Linked DNA regions of Homo sapiens: region 1 is linked to region 2. A link is a loop called in an ENCODE intact Hi-C map of the cell type or tissue named here. Cell type or tissue: PC-9. All regions are shown on one strand. Each heading gives the region's core, and the rest is flanking DNA. Links, peaks and the distances in the headings are about the cores only.

Region 1 (8,234 bases), core at 1,758-5,757, 280 kb before region 2:
GCTTGCAGTCATGAATACAGATCACAAGCCAATAAACACATCCTTTATATTTGCATTGATTCTTGAATGCATTATGCAGGGAAGTCATTGCATTTTAAAGAATGAATTCATTTTTCTCAAGATAATATGAAAGTACCTGTGTTTCTTGGTTACATATATGCACTTATGAAATCCTATGAAATGATTTGTCTCTATATCATATTACTGACAAGCAAATAGTCTTCCCTTCTGTATTCCCTATCAAGAAATTCCCAGTAAGAATCAGATGTGTTTCCATGCATTTAAAAGCTATTTCAAAATAAGATTTCAGTTTCCCCAATGCTACTCCAGAGAGCTGCTCTCCAAGAGCTGTAGCTATCAATGAACAGGCTGCCCATAACATACATGGATCAATGCCCTTTAGAAGAGCATTGGCTTGCTAGTTAATAAGCTTTTGATTTTCCTTACTCATTGATTAATGAAGCAGTAGTTTTGCCTTTGAATAGAAGATAAATTAAGAAGTACTGTAACTGGAGTCTGTTGGGAAATAGGTTGTAGTTTGGAGAACTGGAAGTAGCTATGGAGACAAAGGAGGTAAAATGGCTAACTTTGCTAAAGGAGTCCCTCTGTCAGTGAACCGAGGTCTAAAGCATTCAACTCAATTCAACAGACACTTCTCAATGTACTATGAGACATATGAAAAGCATGACTAGGGAGATGGAGGGGTGATTCCAGACTACACCCCAGCTCAGACTGACTCCTACTTTTGTTTTTAGGAGCAGACACCCATAATACAAGGCAGGAACTGGGCCAAATGGGGTTACAATATGGTCTGGAAGATCCAAGGAGGCAGAAATGACATGCATTTGGAAGGAGTTGGAAAGGTATTCTGGCAAGGAGGGTATGGAAGGTTGAGTGGAATTCTGATGGATACAGATTGGGAGAGAAAGGTCTTCTAGGGATGGAAACCTTATTGGCTCCACAGTGTCAAAAGGACATGTTATAATGTTGAGGTAGAATCTGAAGAGGCAGCAGACTATCTCTCCATGAGATGGGGCTCCTGTTTTATCTTTGATTTGTATATTTCTATGTTAAAGAAAAATTGCTATGTTTACATGATTATAGAACAATTAGAACTGTGATTTATAGTTTATAATTTCTGTCACTAATTTCTTATGCTCTGACATTTCTTTCCTTCTCTGAGACAAAAAATTTAAGCTGTTGCATGGAGGTAGAAGGCATTATAACCCAGGAGGATGACATGTCTCCCACCCTGGGTCTTATTCATCTCTGTGCTGGGGTCTGTAGCACAGGGTCTCACTCAGAGCTTTGCACACAGTAGATGTTGACAATTATTTGTTGAATGAACAAATACGTTGGTCTCTGGTCGCTTCCTTGCTCAGAAACCCTCAATGGCTTCCTAATTACTTTAGGTCTACTTGTAATCTCTGCATCTCTCCAGCCTGGTATTTAAGTTCATTTATGAAAGGACTCCACCTTTCTTTGCAGGTCCACCCCCTACCACTTTAGGCACCTTTCATTCTAGGCAAGCTGGGTGGACTGCTTTGGTTTCTATGGAGGACATCTTCTATGGGCTACAAGAACTTGTTTGCTTGGAGAATGAAAGGCTAACCTTTGAAAGAGCTTCAGGATAACAGAGCTGAAAAACTACATGGGCAGGAGGGACATTCCACAGATGTTCTGACCAGAGGTGGGAAATGAACAATGCATTCGCATATGGCTCTTTGGAAAACAGATCTGCAGACCAGATGCAACGGTGGCACGGATTCAGCTCTTGGAACAGCTACTCCATGTAGCCAAAGGGCATACACTGGCTGCCTTCCTAACATGATCAGTTAATGAGTCCATCCTCAGACACAGAGAACGTAACAACAAAAACTGCTATCCTGGTCCTGATGGGGTCCAGCAAGAGGAAGACAAGAAAGGAGGTAATTTTAGCATCTACTGAGAATCCAGAAAAGTGAGTTCAGTGTTGCTCCTGATACCTGCAATTTCCCAAGGCAAGGTTAAGCCCTACACTGTGCTCCCTGTGTCCTGTACTTGACTTTCCTAGCCTTAGTTGCACTGTAGTGGAATCACCTATTTTTCTTTTTCACAAATGATTACCATTTCAGCAGGTAATCAATATAACGAAAACATTAATGAGACATTTTCTATTCTATTTTTTTAGTTTCACGCTCACCATGGGTCTTTTTGTTCCCCATTTTTCTATTCTTTTATCTTTTATTATTATTTTTAGTTGACACATAGTTTTGTACATATTTACAGGGTATAGTGTGATATTTTGATACATGTACACAATGTAAAATAATCAAAGGGTAATTTGCATGCATATCACCTCATTTATTGTTTCTTTGCGTTGAGAACATTCAAAATCTGCTCTTCTAGCTATATTTGAAAACATACTGTAGATTGTTGTTAATTACAGTCATGCTCCAGTGACATTGGAACTTATTCCTTCTATCTAGTTGCAATCTTGCATCCGTTAACTAACCTCTCACCATCCCCTGACTCCCAGTCTCCAGTAACCACTATTCCACACTCCACTATTATGAGATCAACTTTTTCAGCTCCCACATATGAGTGAGAGCATGTGATATTTATCTTTCCATGCCTGGCTTATTATCACTTAACAAAATGTCAACCAAGCTCATCTACATTGCCTCAAATGATGGCATTTCATTCTTTTTTATGGCTAGATAGTATTCTATTGTGTATATACACCAATTTTTCTTTATTCATTGATTTGTTGATGGACACTTATGTTGATTCCATATCTTGGCTATTGTGAATAATGCCGCAATAAACATGGGAGTGCAGTTGTCTCTTCATCATACTGGTGTAATCACCTGTTTTTCTGTCAGTCTTTCCCAAGAGACTAGGAGTGCCTTAAGGACAAGTGATTTCCCAGTCATGCCTCACTTAACAACGGGGATATGCTCTGAGAAATGTGTCATTAGGCAATTTCTTCATTGTGCAAACATCATAGAGGGTACTTACACAAACTTGGAGGGTCTAGCCTACTACACACCTAGGCTATATGGTATAGCCTATTGTTTTTAGGCTATAAACCTGTACAGCATGTGGCTGTACTGAATACCATAGGCAATTGTAATGCAATGGTAAGTATTTGTATATTTAAACATATCAAGGTACCATTAAAATAAGGTATAAAAGATAACAAATGGTACACCTGTATGGAGCTTGCAGGACTGGAAGTTACTCTGTGTCAGTCAGTGAGTGGTGAGTGAATGTGAAGGCCTAGGACATTACTGCACACTACTGTAGACTTAATAAACACTGTACACTTAGGCTACACTAAATTTATAAAAACACTTTTCTTCAATAATAAATTAACCTTAGCTTATTCTAACTTTTTACTTTATACACTTTTTTTTACCTTTTTAACGACTGTAATAATACTTAGCTTAAAACAACAACACAGTGCATGTTGTACAAGAATGTTTTCATTCTTTATATCCTTATTCTACAGGCCTTTTTAATTCTTTTTTTAACTTTTTAAACTTTTTTGTTAAAAGCTAAGATGTAAACACACACATTTTAAAAAATGTGCTTAAGCCTTTACAGGGTCAGGATCATCAACATCATTGACTTCTACTTCCACACCTTGTCCCACTGGAAGGTCCTCGGGGGCAGTAACTCATCACTTTCAGCTTCTAGGATAACAATGCCTTCCTTTGGAATACCTGTGAAGGACTTGCCTGAGGCTGTTTTATAGCTAACTTAAAAAAAATAAGTAGGAGTACCCTCTAAAATAATGATAGAAATTACAGTATAGTGAATACTAGGCAATGGGAATTTTTAGCTCCATTATAATCTTAAGGGACCACTGTCATGGATGCAGTCTGTCGTTGACTGAAATGTTATGCAGTGCATGACTGTATGGTGTTTGATGCATGAATGAATGAATGAATGCAGTCTATGTTAGGTGCACACATCTTTTTTTACCACTAGATGGCAAGTATTCATTGAAAAGTCCAGCTCTAAACTGTCTCAGAGACACAATCTGGTGAAAAGTAAATGTTTCAGTACACTGGAGGAGTACATACACCAGAGTGACGTTTTCAGGGCTGCCTATGTCTCTTCTCTTTTAGCAGAGACAGAAAAAAGTACCAGGAGGGAAGTCAAAAGTCCTGTGTTGCCACTAGCATTTGGACATGTGAAGTATATTTTCTGAGCCTCAGTTTTCTCACCTAAAATAACAGGTGGACTGTAGCTCTCTTGGTCACCAGGAGGAGAACGATCTACCAAGACCCCACAATGTGCTTTCAGATACAGCATCGTTTAAATGTTCCTAAGCTTGGGTGTTTGTTGGTTGGTTGGCTTATTTTTTTTTATTTCAACTATAAAATAATTACTTTTTGAATAGATAGCACAAAAACATGGTACCACATTCCAAAGGCACCAAAGGGAATACAGTGAAAGGTCCCTCTCTTCGTTTTCCGCAATCTCTTAACTCTCCACCCCAGAGGCAACCACTATTAATATTCTTATATACCCTTCAAGAGACGTAAGTACACATCTTTAGAAAGATAGCACAAATGGGACCAATCATGAGTACCCTGCTGCATTTTCTTTTTTAATGAAACAATTTGTCTTGGAAATGTTTAATATCAAAATCTCATATTTATTTAACTGGTCCCCTATTCATGGATATTTAATTTATTCCACTCTTGTGTTACAATGTCCAATAAATAGAATGTGCCTAAATGTGAGTATATCTGTGTATATAAATTTCTGACTGAACTGCTGAGTCAGAAGAAAGCGCTCTCCAGTGTAGAAAGGTGTTTCCCTACACCTCTGACAATATAGTTGTCAAAAGTCTAACAGATCAAAAATTGTAGCTCTGTGAAACTAATTTGTATTTCTATGATTGTAAATGAAGTTGAACATCATTTATAATATCTAAAAGCCATCTCATTTTCCTTTTCTGAGACCTGTCCATGTGTTTTGATCTATTGGTTTGTTGGTCTTTTAAAAACTGACCATAAGAAGCTCTTTATATATCAAAAAAAAATTAGCCCTTTGTTTAGCGAGACTCCTCTCAAAAAAAAAAAAAGTCTTAGTATTTTCCACTACTTAAAAAATGTTTTGGGCCAGCCGTGGTGGCTCATGCCTATAATACCAGCACTTTGGGAGGCCAAGGCAGGCAGATCAGTTGAGTTCGGGAGTTCGAGACCAGCCTGGCCAACATGGTGAAAGCCCATCTCTACTAAAACTATAAAAATTAGCCAGGCTGGTGGTGGGTGCCTGTAATCCAAGCTACTTGGGAGGCTGAAGCAGGAGAATCACTTGAAACTTGGAGGCAGAGGTTGCAGTGAGCCAAGTTTGTGCCACTGCACTCTAGCCTGGGCAATAGAGTGAGACTCCATCTCAAAAAAAGAAATGTTTTTAGTTTACTTCATTAACCTTTTATGATCTCCGGGTTTTGTGATGTGCTTGGAAGAAGCTTTGTTCTAGGTTATAAAAATGGTTCCAGCCAGGCGCAGTGACTCACGCCTGTAATCCCAGCACTTTGGGAGGCCAAGGCAGGTGGATCACCTGAGGTCAGGAGTTTGAGACCAGCCTGACCAACAAGGTGAAACCCTGTCTCTACTAAAAAAAAATACAAAAATTAGCCAGGCATGGTGGCAGGTGCCTATAGTCCCGGCTACTCAGGAGGCTGAGACAGGAGAATTGCTTGAACCCGGGAGGTGGAGGCTGCAGTGAGCCAAGATCGCACCACTGCACTCCAGCCTGGGCAACAGAGCAAGACTCCGTCTCAAAAAAAAAAAAAAAAAAAAAAAAAAAAAAGGTTCTTTCATGTTTTCTTCTAACGTTTTTATGTTTTCATTTAAAAATATTTAAATTTTTGATATATTTGGAGCTTGTATTGGTTCCAGGATTAAGGTATGAAGAAAAATATTTTTTCCAGATGGCTTCCAGTTGTGCCATTACCACTTATTGAAGGATCTAGTGTTTTTCCAACTGATATAAAATTATACTTTTTTCATATACTTAACTTACAAAGAATTTGTGTCTATTTCTGGACTTTCTATTAGATTCTATTGATCTGTGTATTCACTCTCTAGCTTCACACAGTTTTAGTTAATGTTGTTTTATAACGTTTTTATATCTGGTTTAGCCAGTCTTCCCTTCATTATATGCTTTTTCAAACATTTTCTGACTATTGTTGACTGTTTAGTTTTCTATTTCTATAGCGTCAGCCTGTATAATTTTTAAAAAATTATCTGGGATTTTTGAGGGAACACTTTAAATTTACAGATTAAGTTATGCAGTATTTTTTTTGGGGGGAATATTTGGTTTCTTATCCAAGTTTTCTTTGTTCATTTAAATATTATTCTTTTAAAAAGGTACAGTAGGCCAGGTGTGGTGGCTCACGCCTGTAATCCCAGAACTTTGGGAGGCCAAGGCAGGTGGATCACCTGAGGTCAGGAGTTCGAGACCAGCCTGGCCAACATGGTGAAACCCCGTCTCTACTAAAAATGTAAAAATTAGCCGGGCATGGTGGTGGGCACCTGTAATCCCAGCTACTCGGGAAGCTGAGGCAGGAGAATTGCTTGAACCTGAGAGATGGAGGTTGCAGTGAGCCAACACGGTGCCACTGCACTCCAGCCTGGGCAACAGACAGAGACTCTGTCTCAAAAAAAAAAAAAAAAAGTATAGTAATTTGTGTTCATGGTAAAATTCAAGCAATACAAGAGGCCGTATGGCAAAATGTGAATGAACCTTTCAGTTCTGCCCCTTACTCTCTGTGTGCTCTAGAGGCAAGGAGTTTCTGGTGTATGTTCATAGAGATATTCTATGCATATATAATCCTATACATGAATATAATCATTTCACTCTAACCTGCCATTTTTCATATATGGAATCAAGCTATACACACTGTTCTGCTTTTTTCCCATCTAACTATATACACCAGGGAGCATTCTGTATCAGTACACACAAATCTGCCTTATTCTTTTTAATAGCTGCATGGTATTTGACCCGTTAAATGCATCCAGAGTTTCTAATATGACCCCTATTGATGAAAGTTTGCTTGTTCCATCTCTTAAAAATAAAATACTATAATGAATATTCTTCCTCATATACTTTTGCACAAGACTATTTCAGAAAGACATATTCCTAGATATAGAATTATTTTATTATGTTGATGTATAAGGAAAATATACACACAACAATGTGAATATACCTAACACTCCTGAACTGTGCACTTAAAAATGGTTCAGATGGTAAATATTATGTGTTTTCTTTTACTACAATAGAAAAAAGAAAACGTATAATTTTGATAGATATTGCTAAATTGTCTTCTAAATCTTAAGGTAATATATTAATGATCTCTCACTTAAATTTGCCTTCTATTTGCAATATTTTGGCTCAGTTACTGTAAAAATAGATATTTTAGTGAGTCAAATATTCTGTAAGTCTTGAATAAGACTGTCCCACATTTCTCTCATACAGAGATTCTCAGAAAAATTCCCAGGGATCATGATGCTGTCTTATAAAACTGTAGAGGTTAAGAAGTAATGCTAAGAGGCCAGCTCTATACCCTTCCAGCAAAGGCAGCCTGTGCCAGTTTTATTAAAGAACAGGCATCACGAAATCACTCTGGCAGCTTGTCCTACTGTAATCTGGATTTGTTTGAAGACTCAACTGAAAGCAAACAAGAGGTTTCATATGACTCAAATCATACCTTTCAAACAATGTCTTAATTTCTGTATCGAGTATCTGTGACAGAATCTTTATTTGACTCCTTACCCTATCACCACTCTGAGTGTCATTTTATTTCTACCAACCACAAGTGCCCACTTACCCATACTACATGGAATTAAGCCTTGAATGAGGTAGGGGAGAACAAAGGAGGTGTGTGTCATCAATGTAACCCAAATAAGGTTGGGCACCCTTGGGGGCCATTTGCAGCAGGGTGACACACCTAAAAAAACAGACCCAATCTGACTCCCAGAAGCCTTGAAAAAGTATTAGAGGTCTTTGCTGAAGTTTTCTTGAGAAGGCAGCAAAGGGAAAATGACATCACACAATATTCTGCAAAGTATACTGCTAAAAGTTCTCTTTTGAAGTTTCCTCTTTTAGAAATCAAATTTACTCAAAGTCTTCTTTGGGTTTTTACTTTTTATTTTTCATTATTATTATTATTATTATTATTATTATTATTATTGGAGATGGAGTCTCACTCACTCGGTCACCCAGGCTAG
Region 2 (8,234 bases), core at 1,533-5,532:
ATTCCCTCCAGAACAGCCACTCGAGATACAACCTGGTTGCTGTTTATGCATAACTCTAAGCAGATCCTTCAAGTGAGGTATAGGCAGCTTTTGAGGCAACCTATCAGGTTTGGCCACTACCTAGGACTAGTGGATTTTGGTTAGGATCAATATTTTTGCTAAAGTGCTATGCTAGTCCTCTGAACAAATTTTCCCCTGGAGGGCAGCCAAAATTTGGGAGGCCCTAAGAGCCTGGAGACAGGATCAAAAGGCCTTGCTGCCTTCCTTATCATCATTCACACACATAACAGTGAGCCGCCGCAGCTCAGGGACTCTCATTCAGCTCCACATACCCCTTACCCTCTCATCCTGAACTGTGCTCAACCCAGTACATGCTTTGAACACATGATGTTATTTATACTGATTTCCTTGGGTTATACTGAGAATTTAATAAAATAATATTTGTAACAGTGTCTCTTAAAGTGTAAGGTGCTTTTCAGATAAAATTCGTCGTTATTGTTATTGGTGTCTCAAAAAAAAATCCCAGCTATTTGAGGGACTGTTGCAGAATTTTGGTACCATTGGAACAGGTAAGTAGAAAGAAAAGCCACTCTAACTTCCTCTTTCTTGCTAGACAGGGTCACAGTCATGCAGTTTCTTTTCGAGGGGTCAAATTGTATTTGAAGACCTTTTTATAGTAGAAATTCTGCCTTGCTTGCTCAGACTGTGTGGAGAAAGAGCAAGCTAAGGGTACCACCCTTGCCCCTCACCCCTCTATTTGCATCAAAGCTCTGTCTGGAGCCTGGGTGCTCACGCCTTTGACTTTGGTCTATAAACAAACCCAGAAGATGGAGTAGCCAGTATGGGTGTTTGTACAGAGCAGTTGAGGAAACATTCCCAGCCCAGAGACACAGCTTGGGAGGTTGTCAGAACAATTCAGGCTTCTGAGAAAAGGCTAAGCTTAGCCCAGCAAACATGGCCCTGCCCTGAGCCTGACCTCTGGATGCCACGTGTCACCTTTGGTGGGAAAATAAATAGTCTCCTTGTCTGGAATGTACGCCCCTTTTCTTGTGGAACATGGGAAACAGCCAGCAATTGTGTGGGAAGAAAAGCCTGTCTGCAAGCTGTCCTCGGAGCACGCGGACAGGCCTGCTTCCCGTCAGCAGGTCAATACTGCCATTGTCTCCCTTGACGGGTAATGCTTGTCACTCAGCCTCCCAAGATTCGGGCTCTCAAGTTCAGGACGGGCCAGGACCAGTGTCCACATAATTTTGTAAAGGGGGAAGGACAAGAGGACACGCATTAATTGGGGGATCTTGGTGCTGTTTGGCTTGCATGAAGACTATGGACAGGTAGAGAATCTAGGTCAGGGGTGCAATGCTCACCTTTAGATCAAGGCTGCTAAGACTTGCCCCGAGGCCTCAGAGGTGAGAGAAAAGGCAGAGGCTTGAGGTGAGCATGGAAAGCTGGCCTGGGAGGGAATAAATTTGCCAAGCAGGCCTGAGCAAGGCCCAGCCTTCTTACCTGTAAGCTCTGCTTCTAAATCTCTAGGACGATAAAAGGAAGCAATCACCTTTCATCTTCAGAAGTACATTTCATTAATTGATAATGGCTACCAGGATTTATTATATTACAAAATGTTCTGACACTGGGTTCAAGCTCAGTGGGAAAGATTGGTACAATTGATTAGTAATATCTGTCCTAGGTCTGGTTGTGAAGGGTTGGGACTATCAGAACGTACGCCCCTCTCTGCCATCCCTGCCCTAACCCCCTTCCACATGCATCCTAATGGCTGTCAGGCTCTCTCCCTCCCCTAGACTCCTCTCAGGACCGACTACTCTCCGCCTCCATCTGCCCCATTCCCATGAGTAAAAACATATTCCATTGCTGAAGTGAGAAACCTAGATCTTATCATGAACTTCTTTTCCATTTCTCTCCAGACACAGGTACTTTACAAATCCATTCAGTTCCTTCTCAAGATCTTTTAAATCCACACTCCTCCCTTCATAGCCTTTGTCTCAGCTTGTGGTCACTTTGGTGAGTACAGCATCCTTCTAACAGGACTATCTGACTTTGGCTTCTTCTCATGCAGCTTGACATCCACCCACCACACCCACCACCAGAGTGATCCCAGGAATGCTATGTCACAAGTGAGAACACCAGTAATCCCAGCTACTTAGGAGGCAGAGGCAGGAGGATCACTTGGGCCCAGGAGATCAACCCAGCCTAGGCAACATAGTGAGACCCTATCTCTAAATAAATAAATAAATAATATTATTCTTAAAAGAATTTGAGGTTTTCATGGAGGTAGAGAGTAAAATAGTAATTACCAGAAGCTGGGAAGTGAAGGGAGGTAGGAGATAAAGAGAAGTTGGTTAATGGTTATAAAAATACAAATACAGTTAGATCAAAGGAATAAGTTCTAATATTTGATAATACAGTAGAAAAGTTCTAATTAACAATAATTTGTTGGATAGTTCAAAATAGCTAGAAAAAAAATTTGTAATGTTCCCAACACAAAGAAGAGATAAATGGCTGGGTAATGGATAGCCTAATGATCCTAATTTGATCACTACACATGTATCATGGTATACATGTATTACGTATATGCCCAAAATATGTACAACTACAATGTATCAATTTAAGAAACCCAAAAGTTTGAATTCTGGCTCATTTAGTTTCCACAAACTGGTTCTTCTAATGTGTTAAAAAAACAAAACAAACAAACAAAAAGAATAGAGGCTCCAAGAGCCTCAGCACAGAGAGGAAGAGCTCTTCAGATGGTGAAAGAGCTGTCTGGGAAGGCTCCAGGAAAATCATAACTCCTTGGTCTCCCAGTGGCTGAAATTCAAGACAGTTCTCCAGTTTCCTTGATCCCTGCACTGTTTCTCTCTCTCTCTCTCTCTCTCTCTCTCTCTCTCTCTCTCACACACACACACACATATGCACACACACACACACATTTGTTTACCTTGTTAACTGATCTAAATGCCTTCTAAAGGATCCTTATTCAAGAATGAGGAGTAAATGGTTCAAAGACCTTCTCTATTCTTTAAGGTCTGAATTCTAGGAAAGTTAATAATTTTATCTTGTTCTTCCAACAGCCTCTTTATCTGTTCTGGTCACTTTGCTCCTTGTTCAAAGGAGTCAGGTGCCCAGAGGGCTGCTAAAGGGAAGATACAGACCTATGGCCAATGAGTGGGAAGAAGGACGTAGCAGCTCAGAGGACTCAGGCGCTTCTTTTCTTGGAGAGCTGGACCTCAGCAGGGGTCTGCCCTGGGCCCCAGAGAGCAGTTATAATTCGTTCGGGCCAACGACAAGGGGATGATTTATTCCCTGGTGCAGTGGGATGGGCTTTACAGGCATAAAACAGGAACAATAGCACCGTGTAATAAACCCAGCATGTCCTTGCCAGAGAGGAAAGAAAACTGAGTGACTCAGACATTAAACTGTCAGATTGTGACCGGAGACAGGTCAGGTGAAGAGAGCTCTTGCATAGGGCCAGGTTCCCGGATTCTGGGGCAGGCTTGAGCCGCCTACTGGTGAAGGACAAATAGGACAGTCAGCCCCAGAAAGACATGGGGAGAGGGCCAGCGAGCCAATGCGCAGCTTTTAATAGCAACGTTCAAAGTGTTGACTTTTATTTTATTTAGCAAATGTGGAACATAATGTCTCTGTGTTGCACTTGGTAGGAAAAGTAACAATTGTTTCCAGGGTTTTCCATAAACTTATCTATTTTGATCATTTGGCTCTAGAAGCCTCAGAAGCACCCCGAGGCAGAAGGAGAGGCAGACAGAAAATACAGACAATGGGAAACGTCTAAGAAGCGATATGCCCAGGAGGGTACAGGAAAGAGCAGAGTATTGAGATCTTTAGAAATCATTGTTAGTGCTTCTCCTAGGTAAAAGTTGAGCAGATTTTTGAAATAATTAAAAATCAACATTTAAACTACAGAAATGCTTTTCCTTTTCTTTTTTTTCCCAAGGAGTTTCTTTTAATATTCTTCAGGGAAGACTTCTCCATCTCCTGAGACTGAATTAGATAAGCCTATTATGCAAACTCATTGCCTCCTGTACATTCCCTTCAAAGCTCTTCTCATAATTTTTAATCATACATCTATATGTTTCCTCACGTTTTTAATATCTATCCCCCCACTAGACTATAAATTCTGGGAGTGCATAGCCAGGTTGCCTTTTCTTCCCTGCCCGATTTTCAGGACCTGGCACTTGCCTGGGCTATCACTGAAACTGAAAGGGATCAATGATAATGATGAACTGTAAGGTGGATAGGGAGGAAGAGGAGGACATGAGGGGTAAAAAAGGACCTATAGATTGAAGGTCCAAGTGAGGATGAAGGATGGTTACAGCCTGGGCTTTAGGAGGTTGGCAGGAGGTGATGGGGGTGGGGCATGGAACTGAGATTTTAGAAGGAGGTGTACCTATTTGTGATGACACAATCTAGACAGAGGCATCTCATGGGAGTTGGAAACTGAAGCACGGTAGAGAAATTCATCATGGGAGGGAGGAGCTGAAAACCTGAGGTCAGTTGTTGGCTGCATCTTCTCCACAGATGTTGATATTAACAGAATTATTGCTAATGTCAGGAGTGGTGTGGAGAGCTTAAGCCCTCAGTGAATGATGAGGAGAAACAGAGATCAGTGGATGACAACAAGGTTAGGTAGCAGGTGACATATGTTTTCTCCATCCATTTTTCCCAACAAATATTTACTAAGTGCATACTATATATGAAGCCCAATGCATGCTATGAGTGCTACAAGTAAGAGCAGAATATTGTCCCTCTTCCAAGGAGCTTGTGATATACTACCTATAAATGTATGTAACATTGGATGGGCACAGTGGCTCATGCCTGTAATCCGAGCACTTTGGGAGGGTGAGGCAGGCAGATTTCTTGAGGCCAGAAGTTCAAGACCAGCTTGGCCAATATGGCAAAACCCTACCTCTACTAAAAATACAAAAATTAGCTCGGCATGGTGGCACATGCCTGTAATCTCAGCTTCTTGGGGGAGGCTGAGGCACAAGAATTACTTGAACCCGGAGGTGAAGTTTGCAGTGAGCCAAGAACAGGCCACTGCATTCCAGCCTGGGAAACACAGTGAGACTCCATCTCCAAAAACACACAAACAAAAAGAGTCTGCAACTTGAGAAAGAAGTCTGAACTGGAAATATGGATTCCAACACCTTCGGGTTATAGATGAAGATTGAATTCATGGGACTGGGGGAGGAATTGATAACCAAGGAAAGGTGTGTAAAGTAAGAAGGAAAGGGAGTCCAGGAAAGCGTTCTACCATCCCAAAATATAAGGGGCAGGCAAAGGAAAATGAACCAGCAGAGATGACTTGGAAGGAACTATCCAAGGGATGTGCTGTAAACAAAAATGGAGCATCATCACAGAGGGCAAGAGGGAGGCAGAAGTGCACGGAAGCAGCTGGGTGGAGGAGGGAGAGTGTCCACCTTCCACCTCATGCCCTTAGGAGAACAAATAGGTAACTCAAAGGAGGAACAAAGCCAGGAGGCACCCAAAAGGGAGGACAAGCTTCTAGTTAACACAAGAAGATGAAAACAGTAGATAGTGAAGATGTCGAGAAGAAAGGGGGGCAGTTACTCTAGAATGTGGGGTTCTAGGAGGCAGGGTGGAAACATTTTGAAAAAAAAGAATGGAATATGAGGAGACAAGGGCCCAGAAGAGGATGGTGATGCAGGCACTTGAGCTTGGAGGTTCAGCCAAGGTTGACGGGGATATGGGTGGGAATAGGTAGTGTCAAGTCTCAAAATAAAATGCTGCCAAAAGTCATTTCAGTGCTGGTGTAGACTGGTGATCTATAAATCAGATAATATCACTCCCCTGATACAACTCTCCAATGGCTTCCCATTGTCCCTGGAATAAACTGCAGCTCCTTACTCTGGCCTTCAAGACCTCACATGGTCTGGTCCCTGACCTCCTGTCTAACTCTGTCCCCAGGCTCTCGTCCCCCATGCCACATAGAAGTACACAGCATTCTTTCTAAACCTGGAAAATCCCGAGCTTGCTCCCACCTCAGGGCTTTGTCATTAGCTTCTCCTTCTGTCTGTGATCTTTTTCTCTCCCATGGCTGGCTCCTTCAATTCATTCAAATGTCACCTCTCCAGAGAGGCCCTTCTTCTCGTGCCTCCGTAAGTCACCCTCTTTCCCTTTACCCCACTTTCTTTCCTTCATAGCATTTATTATGCTCTGACATGCTCTCACTTATGTAAGCCCTGTTTCTTTCCAGCAGAGTGTAAGATCCAAGAGGTCATGGGCCTTTTTCTTTCTTTGTTTGCCATGTTATCTCCAACATCTGGAACAGAGTCTGGCACAAAGTAGGTGTCCCATAAGTATTTACCAACTAAATAACAGACTGCATAAATGAATATTTAAAGTTTGGACCTCCTCTGTAGGCTCTGAATAGAGCCAGGGTGATATGGTTTGGCTGTGTCCCCACCCAAATTTCATCTTGAACGGTAGCTCCCATAATCACCAAATGTTGCAGGAGGGACCTTGTGGGAGGTAATTGAATCATGGGGGCAAGTTTTTCCCTGCTGTTACCATGATAGTGAATAAGTCTCACAAGATCTGATGGTTTTATAAAGGGCAGTTCCTCTGTACATGCTCTCTTGCCTGCCACCATGTAAGATGTCACTTTGTTCCTCATTCACCTTCTGCCATGATTGTGAGGCCTCTCCAGCCATATGGAACTGTGAGTCCATTAAACCCCTTTTTCTTTATAAATTGCCTAGTCCTGGGTATTTCTTCATAGCAGTATGAAAATGGACTAATACACATGGTCAGATTCCTTTGAGCCTTTAAGAATAAACAACTTGATATATTTTGAAATGAGAAGTCACTCGAGGTTCTTCAAACAAGACATTTTTCCTGGATGTAAATTATTCTCAATATTATACAGCATTTCCAGAAGACCAAACTTAGTTTATGAAAGAGAGTATATTAAAAGGTAGTGTCCCAAACAACAAATTTATTTAAATAAAATATTGCAAACAATGGCCCACCTATAAGTAGGTTTCCATATAAGCTATTGCACAAAACAAAAAGACATCTGCTCTTACCCCAGATATTTTTTGGGTGTTTTAATGTTAAGTGAAAATTTTATAGTGCCACATTCTCAGGCCCTACTGAGGCACTACCTCTGAGGTTTAATGAGATGACTCTGTATTTGGCAAAGATCATCACAGTCCATATTCTGACTGTTTTTGTTATAACACTGTATTTCCTAAAATAGAAAATTTAGGGGAGTACAGTAGGGTAAGAGATCCTGGGCAGCTTTTCTTAGAAAACCAAGAATGTAGAAGAGATAGAGCCATGTACCAGACAGGGGACGTTCACATTTTCCAAATTGTGTTCCAAAGAAGGCTAGTGTCCCTTAACTAGAAAAAAAACAACAAATGCTGGGTGGGTGTGGAAGAGGGTGTATTCTGTCAAAATAAATCTGGTCATGTAGGCATTAAATTAACTTAAACAGGCTTTTTTACTGCAGGGCTTCCGTGAATTTGGAGATTTTTCTGAGCTGGGAGGTGACCAAACATATCTACTTCTTTGATCTCAACACTTCCTGAAAAACAGATACTAACGTGGGTCATGATGTCAATGGTAGTTGTATGATTCTTTGATTATAAACTTGGCTTTGATATATTAGAGCATCAGGGCTGAGTAGTGGGGTTGTGGAAGTGGTAAAAGATGAGTCAATACACACAGAGAAGAGAAAGTGAAGAGCAAAAACACAGCTTTGATGATCTGTTACCCTGAGGGCACAGGCTGCAATACTTGAGGTGGAAATGTGGGAAGTGTTGGGATTTTAGGCAGAATTCATGCTAGCTAAGCCAACCCACTTAGATAAGAATTTCCTTACCTAAGCTCTGGAGTTTTTGTGGTTTTTTTTCATTCTATTTGGTTTAAAGTTTGTTACTGCTTATACTGTTGACTAGCATAAATTTAGGTAGAAAAGATCCTCTTAGGTGTGTTGGCTCACTCCTGTAATCCCAGTGCTTTGGAAGGTTGAGGCAGGAGGATCACTTGAGCCCAGGAGTCTGAGGTTGCAGTGAGCTATAATCACACCACTGCACTTCAGCCTGGGTGACAAAGTGAGACCCTGTCTCTTAATAATAATAATAATAATACTTAGAATGATAAAATAAATTTTAAAAAAGATCCTCTCTTTCCTTTTATGCACTTCTAGAACCAAGATTTTCAGAGAGGCAAGGCTA

Evidence for each region. Hi-C counts contacts between places; a loop is a spot of excess contacts. Peaks named below come from ENCODE experiments on the same cell type or tissue, not always from the same donor. Only the 100,000 strongest peaks of a DNase experiment are listed, where the experiment ranks them.
Region 1: a loop joins it to region 2, with 8 times the contacts of the local background. A loop is called at or near these places in 8 of 110 quality-filtered maps.

Annotation. Positions count from the first base shown.
Region 1 is chr11:14,144,598-14,152,831 of GRCh38, reverse strand. All of the region lies in intron 6 of SPON1 (spondin 1), which reads right to left. Among named protein-coding and RNA genes, the nearest start is that of SPON1, 190 kb to the right of the region's middle. In PC-9, for the core only: CTCF peaks have their summits at 3,787 and 3,992 (motif pointing right); a DNase peak (open chromatin) is centred at 3,961.
Region 2 is chr11:13,868,649-13,876,882 of GRCh38, reverse strand. LINC02545 (long intergenic non-protein coding RNA 2545) reads left to right here and starts at 6,267. Exons shown (of 4, transcript NR_149109.1): 1 at 6,267-6,335; 2 at 7,493-7,544; 3 at 8,207-8,234. In PC-9, for the core only: CTCF peaks have their summits at 3,332 and 3,531; a DNase peak (open chromatin) is centred at 3,412; H3K27ac peaks cover 976 bases.